Linked DNA regions of Mus musculus: regions 1 and 3 are each linked to region 2. The links are chromatin loops, found by intact Hi-C in ENCODE. Cell type or tissue: heart. All regions are shown on one strand. Region 1 overlaps Gpsm1 (G-protein signalling modulator 1 (AGS3-like, C. elegans)). Region 2 holds the start of Inpp5e (inositol polyphosphate-5-phosphatase E). Region 3 holds the start of Dnlz (DNL-type zinc finger).

Region 1 (2,500 bases), 84 kb after region 2:
CTGTGAGTGGTCAGCTTGGCCTTCTCGTGGAGTGAGCCTGTCTCAACCATAGGGAACTGTCTTCTCCTAGGGCCCACAAGCCTCAGGTTCCAATACTGAGGCTCCATCAGGGGATCCTCTTGAGTACAAACCCAACATGAAGAACACAGGGAACCATGAAGCTCAGAAGTTTTTGGAGACCTCTGTTTGCACTCATGGGGAAGTGAGGCTAACACCATGCGAAGGAGTCTTCAGACAGAGTCTCCTCTGCTCTGGACCATCCTGTTCTTGTGAGAAGTTCCTTTTGATGCTGTAGGGGCTTGAGATCCACCCTTAGTTAGGAGGACTAGGTTTCTCTCGGATGTCCCTGCACTGTCCGCAGTAGGAGGGGACTGAACATAGAGAAGGGACCACTCAGCTTCCTAGAGAGGTATCACAGGGTATTCCTGGGCAATAGAACCTGTCTCCCTGGTCCACCTCCAAGAGGTTACTCCCAGCATCCCCGATACCTTACACGGCCCAGTTCCCTAGGGATTGGAGAATGGAATCCACACAGGGGACACCAGCATTCTAAGTGGAAAACAGATCCTTGCTCCCCCCATTGACCCACTGGCCCTGGTACACACAAGTGGGAACTGTCCTCTTAGGGATCCAGTGTTCAGAAAGGGTGGTTGGGAACAAGCACACGAAAGGAGACAATGTGCTGCCGAGGCACCAGTAGAGACCTAGGGGAGTAGGCCCGGCTCACCTCCTGGGAGATCTGCAGATGTTTCTTGGCAAAGGTCAAGGCCTGTGCAGGGCTCCCCATGGACACATAGGCGTTCCCCAGGCTCCAGCATGCTCGGCCCTCTCCCACCCTGTGGAAAGTTAGACAATCACACCTGCCTCCCAGGTCTGCCTACTGCCCCAAGTCCCCGATCCTCCCACAACCCTGGTACACAATGTACCATCAGCACAGGGTTTCCTCAGCCAAAGGAGCTCGTTGGCCCTGGCCACAGTGCTCACTGGTCCACCCCCTTGAGGGAGATAAACCTAAGCGTGTTACCAGCTTACCCTGGGGCCAGTTGGGCCTGCAGAGCCCAGCACTTGTATACTGTTGCGCAAGGCCTGGTTCGCCCCCTAGTGGCCAGCAAGTGCCTCCCTGTAGCCTGCTCCATGCTCCCTTACCCAGGTCCAAAGTGAACCATGCATTCAGGGATAGTTCGCTGTTTCTGTCGCTATTCCCACTATCTCTACCTAGTTCCAGGACACTTCCATTATCTGTCCCTCCCACAGAAGCCCTGGGGACAGGGCAGCTCTTCGAGGATACCTCCTGTTATAGCTGCCCCCAGGTCTGTGGCTCTGAAACCCTGCTACATCCAGATCTGCACAGAAGGCTATTCCAGAGCTGGGAAGTCACGGGCCCCTACAAGCCTTGGACCTACCTATTTGCTTACACTGTTTCCCACTGAGGGATTGGCTGAGGGCCTATGTGGGAGGTCGCTCCCAGCATGCATGCTGTGGCCCGCAGGGGAGCGTGCACTCAAACCCAGGCTGTCACTGTAAGCCAGGCCCAGCCAAGACCTTGTTTTCACAAACCTATCAGCCAGCTCCTGGGCAATGACTAGGTGCCGCAGGTGGTACTCAGCAGCACGCTCGTAGTCCTGTAGCAGTGTGTAGGTGTTGCCCAGGCTGTAGCAAGCCTGAGCCTCCACTGCCTGGTCCCGGAGCTGCCGAGACAGCTGCAGCGTCTTCCTGTGCAGAATGGGAGAGTCAGTCCCTGAGGGGAGTGGCAATGTCTCTTCTACATCAGGAATGTTCATCTTGAAATGGCCACTGCACTCAACTCACAGCACCAGATGCGTGTGGGTGCATGGGTTCCCGTTGGCTAAGGAGTTAGCTAATTGTGACACTGGCTAATATCACTAACAGCTCTGAGCAGATGATATTTACAGGGATTCAGTGTCTGTATCTCAGAACTGAGATGAGCATGAAGTACCTGCTCCATCTAGTGGCCACCCCTCTACCCAGGAAGCAGCTGACTAAGAACTGTGACACAGGTCAGGGACACCCAGGAGCTTCATGCATCAGCCTTTTTGGCTCCTGGGACTGCACCATGGGAGTGGCATCTCTGTAGCATGGTGCTCAGTATACCCCAGGACTGTCTTCCCTGCTCACTTGTAATGTTCAGCAGCCACATCAAAGCGCCCCAAGAAGATGTGAGCATTGCCCAGGTTGCTGTAGGCCCTCCGCTCAGCTGCCTTGTCCCCAAACTCCTTGGCGATGGCCAGGCGCTGCAGATAGATCCAAACCCCGAGGTCATCACATAGCCCTGCAACCCCTAGGAACACAGTCAGGGAGGGATGCCTCTCCACCCAAGGTGCTAGCTTAATGTCTAAGTGTCCAGGGGAGTAGACTAGGACCACAGGACGAAATACAACAGGAGCAAGGGGCTCAGTGATGTTCCAGCCCCATGCCGTTGAGGACTGTGAGGGGAACCTGAAGCCTTCCTACTGCAGCATCCCCGCCCCGGTACCCAGGC
Region 2 (2,500 bases):
GTGTGTCTCCTTCCTTGCAGCCTATGTATATGAATGATTGAAAAATTGATTTCAAGGTTCCTTTCAAATGCTGGATAGAATGAATCTAATTCAAAGTCTTTTATGTAAAAGAACAATGTTTCTTTTTTAGTCACTTTAGACAAATTAAGGTTTGAGCCACTTGAGAATATCCCCGCAGAGAGGCTAGGCAGGGATTCACTACAGGAGAGCACAGTTACTTGGACACCAAGGCCTTTCTCACCTGAGAAATGGTGCAAACCAACCAGGGATCCTTAGGCTACTGAGAAGGCTGTCTGCTTACCTGGAGAGGACTGACTGCTGGGATGTCTGGCCTAAGAGGAGCCTCAAACTGCACTGGGCAACTGTGCCTTGTCCTGTGAACTGGGGAGTACATGCCAGCTCCTCAAAGGGTCACCAGATGGCAGCGGCTCCCAGGCTGGGGAGGAAGTGGTTACAAGGGCATGTCTCTCCAACATTTCCAGCCTCACTCCATTTTCTGTGGCCTCATTAGTGCTGGGTGCGTTTTTTTTTTGCTCCGAGCTTTCCGTCATGGCTCAGTCACTGGGGAGAGCCCCAGGGAGCTGATATTCTGAAGCTGCTGATCTGATTAACCAGGTCAAAAACTGGCTGTGTGCTGCAACGTACTGCCCTCCTAGCCAGGAGTCTGTATGGAGCCCTCTAGCTGACTCAATGTCACCTGCAGACAGCACTTAAAGCCTTGGTGGTATCTTGGAGTGGCTTACGGTGTCCTAGCGCACACTCTGGAACCTTGCATCTCTACCCCAAAGCCCACCAGGGACCTTCAGCAGCGACTCACTGGCTCACCCATATCACTTCAAGGAGCTGCCACCACATAAGAGTCAAAGCTTTAAGGCTTCACTGACTGTTCCTAAAACTATCCTTACACTCTAAAGAGGAAGGGAAAGAGAGTTAAATATTTAAAAATCAGCAGGTAGAAAACATAAATGGTTTGTTTGGTATTAAATTTAGAAATTGTAGAACATGGAATTAGTACAGCCCTTCCCGGTTTTCTGGTTCCTTGCATCATCTAGGAAAGACTCACAGAATGGCTTCCAGGACGTTCCATAGATGAGTGTACTTGGACCCTCCTGTTCCTGTCATTAAGAAAGGCCTGTCCCTGTGGGTCAGTAGCAACTTGTGTCCTTGCTGGGACCAGGCAGGACCCTTGCCTCTGGTTCAACCCTGCCCAGGCTCTGTGTTGACTGCCAACCACTTTGGATTCAAGAAGCTTCCTCCCTGGGAGCTGCTATTTTTCCAAAATTCACATTGTTAAATAAAATATTTTGGGCTCTCAAGTAACTTAATTTATGGCTTCCTTTGTGTTTTGAGGGGCAGACCAGCGAGATCTTTAGTGTTGGTAGAGCCTTGGGCAGCTATTGGGTGTGACTGCCTGTGCCTGGTCCTGCCGCGGCTTGGCAGGGCGGGAGCTCGTGTCGGGCGTGGCTTCCAGGCACCGGGCTGTGGTCCTCCGGCCGCGAGAGGGCGCTGTGGCGGCGATAGGGTCTTGGGCCGGGCAGTTCTCCGGAAGACTACAGAACGGAACCTGAGCCAGGGTGACCACTAGACTGAGCTGGGGCGAACCCTGGGCGGGGGCGGGGGCCGAGGCACGGGGCCGCAGTCGTTGTTCCAGCTGCCACCGTGACTGGCCTAGGTCCGCCTCCGCCAGCGCTGGGCCCGGCTGAATCAGACCTCGGGCGTCCGGCGGCGGGTCTGCTGCCGAACGGAGGGCGCAGGTGAGCCTAGGACGCTGAGCGCGCTGCCCTACTCTGCCTCGGCGGGGTGGAGGGCTGGCCGGGGGTGCTGGACAGACTTGTGCAGCTCCGTGAAGTGCAGCCCCGACCCCCTGGCGCCTGTTCTCACGAAGTCGCTTTTAAGACTAGCGAGCTGACTTCGGGGAGCCAAGAGATTTTTCTGCGTTTCCTCAGGCATCGGTGAGAACTCTCAAGTCTCCAGCCATGCAGCTACAGGCCCTCCTCCAAAAGGACCGCCCCATGCCACAAAGGGAGCCACTCGAGTTTTCATGGCATCGAGCTGGCGAACTCTGACGTGCATCCTTGACAACAAGAGTTGCTTGTTAACCTCCCAGGGAGGATCCCTTTCCTTAGGAGGGCCAGGCTGAGGGGGTCAGGGCTGGCCAGGTCTGGACTATGCCATCCAAGTCAGCTTGCCTGCGTCACACTGAGGCACCTGGGCAGCTAGAAGGCAGAATGCTCCAGGGACAGCCTCCGAACACGGAAAAGAAGCTCATCCCAACACCAGGCTTCTTACCAGCCTCTGACTCTCAGGGTTCAGAGACAAACCCCATGCCTCCTTTCAGCATTCCAGCAAAAACAAGCAACCAGAACCCACAAACTAAGGCAAATCTCATCACCCCACAGCCACCCATTAGACCCAAGTTGGAGCGAACCCTGTCCCTCGATGACAAGGGCTGGAGAAGGAGGCGTTTCCGGGGTAGTCAGGAGGATCTGACTGTCCAGAA
Region 3 (2,500 bases), 57 kb after region 2:
AGCCTTGGTTTGCCCAGGACCTGGGGCATGCTGGCTCTGGCTACCTGGAATGATTATTCTTCTAATTAATATGGTGTACTTGCACTAACCCAGGCCCCCGATGCCCTGAGCTCTCCACTGAGGCTGCCCCCACACCACCCATGGGAACCACTAGACACAAAAATGTTGCCAAGCTAAAAGGGACATGGACTGGGGCATGCATTCGCAAATAATCATGGGGACCTGGAGTCTTTCCTAGCCATCTGTCCTTGTGTTTGGTGACAGTCAGCTTGGGCGGTATGGGTGACTGATGGTAGGAGCCCTGTTGATGTAGCAGTCAAGGGCTCAGCCTGTTTCTGTGAAATGCAGTCCCCACTGGACTCATGCAAAGGTCCCAGCCCGTAAGGCTGACCTAGGCTAATGCTAGTTGGGCTGTTTGCAGAGGGAGGTGGCCATACCAGATGGGGCCCCCATAAGCACAGATCTTCCTTTCAGGTGTACTGGCAGACAGGGAGAGCCCAGAGCAGCCCTTTATGGCTCTGAACAAGGAGCATCTTTCACTGACCCATGTAAGGCTGATTGGGGTTCCCAAGAGCCCTGGTTACTACATGGCTGATCCTGGGGAGGAGGGTGACGCCACTGGACAGCTGGGGATCACAAGGTCTTTGGTAGTGTATGGGTAGGATGTAACATTTGGATAGTGGGGTGGTTGGACAGGGGAGGGGACAATGTAAGGACACCCATACTGCTGTTCACTGCAAAGAAGTCTTCCACTCACCTGGCTACAAAGGGGTTGTCACCCCACGCTCAGTCATCTCGGAGTCCAGCAGACCCCACGGCCAGCTAGCTATGCTCCACACCTGCTGGAGTCCCAGGGCTGCCGTGGTAAGGCCACGGTGTCCAGCTGCCCGCCCCGTTGTCCAGCTGCCGGCCCCGTTCCTTCTCTAGGGCATGGGGCCCAGCAGCAGCGAGCCCCCGGAGAAGGAGCGGCGGCGCCTCAAGGAGAGCTTCGAGAACTACCGCAGGTGTGGGGCGGCGGGCAGGACGGCTGGCGGGTGGGACACCTGTGCCTACCTGCTCACACTGCGGGCCCCACAGGAAGCGGGCGCTCCGCAAGATGCAGAACAGCTGGCGGCAGGGAGAAGGGGATCGCGGGAATACGACAGGCAGCGACAACACCGACACCGAGGGCTCCTAGCGAACCGCGCCGAGGCTGAGCATCTGTGGAATTGTGAAAGGATGCTGCGGTTTTTTTTTTTTTTTTTTTTTTTTTACTGTATTAGAATTAGAAAATGCAACTAAATAAAATAATCACCGAGCTGAGCCTGTTGGTTGGATATGCAAGCGGGGCGACACCAGGGGGCAACAGAAAGCAGTGCACCGGTGGCGGATGGAAGCCGAAGAGGGCCGCTTCCGGCCGCTGCGCCCGTTACCAAAATGGTCGACGCAGCTTCACGGGGCGGTGCAAGAAAAGGTGGCTAAGGATTCGCAGGCGGGATGTTGCGGACAGCGCTGAGCCGCATGCCGACACTACTTCGTAGTGTGCGGACCCGGGATTCCGGACCGCGGCGGCTTTGGGATTTGGGGGCTCGCCTAAAGACCGCGGAGAGACTTCGGGGCTGGGCCTGGGGCTGGGCCTCGGGCTGGCGGAGCTCGAGCTCCGCGCCGGGATCAGGGCGTGCGGCGGCGCTGGGGCGCGTGGAAGCGGACCACTATCAACTCGTCTACACCTGCAAGGTGGGCGCTGTCGGCAACACCTGGTGCTGGCTGGTTTCCTGTTGGTGTAGGGTCCTGGCAGAAACGTGGAAGTATCCTTCGGACCAGGGAGGAGGCGGAGTCTTTACAAATGGCTGGGTGGGAATGAGGCACAGGGCCTTCTAGGTTGGGTTATCAGGAGACAGGCGTCTAGAAATGACGCCGTCGCCTAGGTGGGATCATCAGAGAAAGGGTTGAGGCTGTCCCTCGGGATGGAGTTAGACCTTGGGAGAGACTTTCCTGTGTATGCCTTGCCTGACCACCTCTCTAACCCAGCTAGGTCTGTGGGACTCGGTCATCCAAGCGCATCTCAAAGTTGGCCTATCACCAGGGCGTGGTCATCGTGACTTGCCCTGGTTGCCAGAACCACCACATCATCGCAGACAACCTAAGCTGGTTCTCTGACCTGAAGGGGAAGAGGTGAGGCCAGCTGGGAGGGGTAGGAGACAGTAAGATTGTGGCCCTGTGTGAGCCTGGATCCATTGCCTGGATCTCTCTACCTGGACAGCCCAGCTTCCACGTGGACCTGGAAGCAGTTGAATTTGAACTTCAGATGAACCATGAATGGCCCCAAATATGGCAAACTAGTTCTATGGCTCTACCTCTGTCACTGCCTGACCTCTGATCTCGCCAGGGGCCTTATCAATCTCTAGTGGAGGCTTTTTGTCCTCTGCCAACTCAGGGCAGATGGAAGGGTATGTGTCAGATTATGGACTGGGGCAGCCTTCAGTGGTGTTCCCACTTTTGGGAGAGCAGTGGGGAGGGC

What was found. Peaks named below come from ENCODE experiments on the same cell type or tissue, not always from the same donor. Only the 100,000 strongest peaks of a DNase experiment are listed, where the experiment ranks them.
Region 1: it touches region 2 in a loop (6-fold over the local background); 6 of 42 quality-filtered maps call a loop at or near these places.
Region 3: a loop joins it to region 2, with 2.4 times the contacts of the local background. A loop is called at or near these places in 5 of 42 quality-filtered maps.

Annotation. Positions count from the first base shown.
Region 1 is chr2:26,324,550-26,327,049 of GRCm38, reverse strand. It overlaps Gpsm1 (G-protein signalling modulator 1 (AGS3-like, C. elegans)), which reads right to left. Exons shown (of 14, transcript NM_153410.5): 6 at 2,137-2,252; 7 at 1,558-1,713; 8 at 728-836. Among named protein-coding and RNA genes, the nearest start is that of Gm52505, 6.5 kb to the right of the region's middle. In heart, CTCF peaks have their summits at 1,110 (motif pointing left) and 1,972 (motif pointing left); DNase peaks (open chromatin) are centred at 1,009, 1,429 and 1,969; H3K27ac peaks cover 218 bases.
Region 2 is chr2:26,408,256-26,410,755 of GRCm38, reverse strand. It overlaps Inpp5e (inositol polyphosphate-5-phosphatase E), which reads left to right and starts at 1,537. Exons shown (of 10, transcript NM_033134.3): 1 at 1,537-2,500. The coding sequence starts at 2,169. Sec16a (SEC16 homolog A, endoplasmic reticulum export factor) reads left to right here. Exons shown (of 30, transcript NM_153125.2): 30 at 1-1,325. In heart, a CTCF peak has its summit at 1,497 (motif pointing right); a DNase peak (open chromatin) is centred at 1,455; H3K4me3 peaks cover 1,348 bases; H3K27ac peaks cover 1,130 bases.
Region 3 is chr2:26,350,989-26,353,488 of GRCm38, reverse strand. Dnlz (DNL-type zinc finger) reads left to right here and starts at 1,379. Exons shown (of 3, transcript NM_026828.3): 1 at 1,379-1,716; 2 at 2,015-2,154. The coding sequence starts at 1,477. Card9 (caspase recruitment domain family, member 9) reads left to right here. Exons shown (of 13, transcript NM_001037747.3): 11 at 475-548; 12 at 928-1,004; 13 at 1,078-1,302. The coding sequence ends at 1,177. In heart, CTCF peaks have their summits at 1,120 and 1,334 (motif pointing right); DNase peaks (open chromatin) are centred at 218, 1,058, 1,388 and 1,878; H3K4me3 peaks cover 2,196 bases; H3K27ac peaks cover 2,147 bases.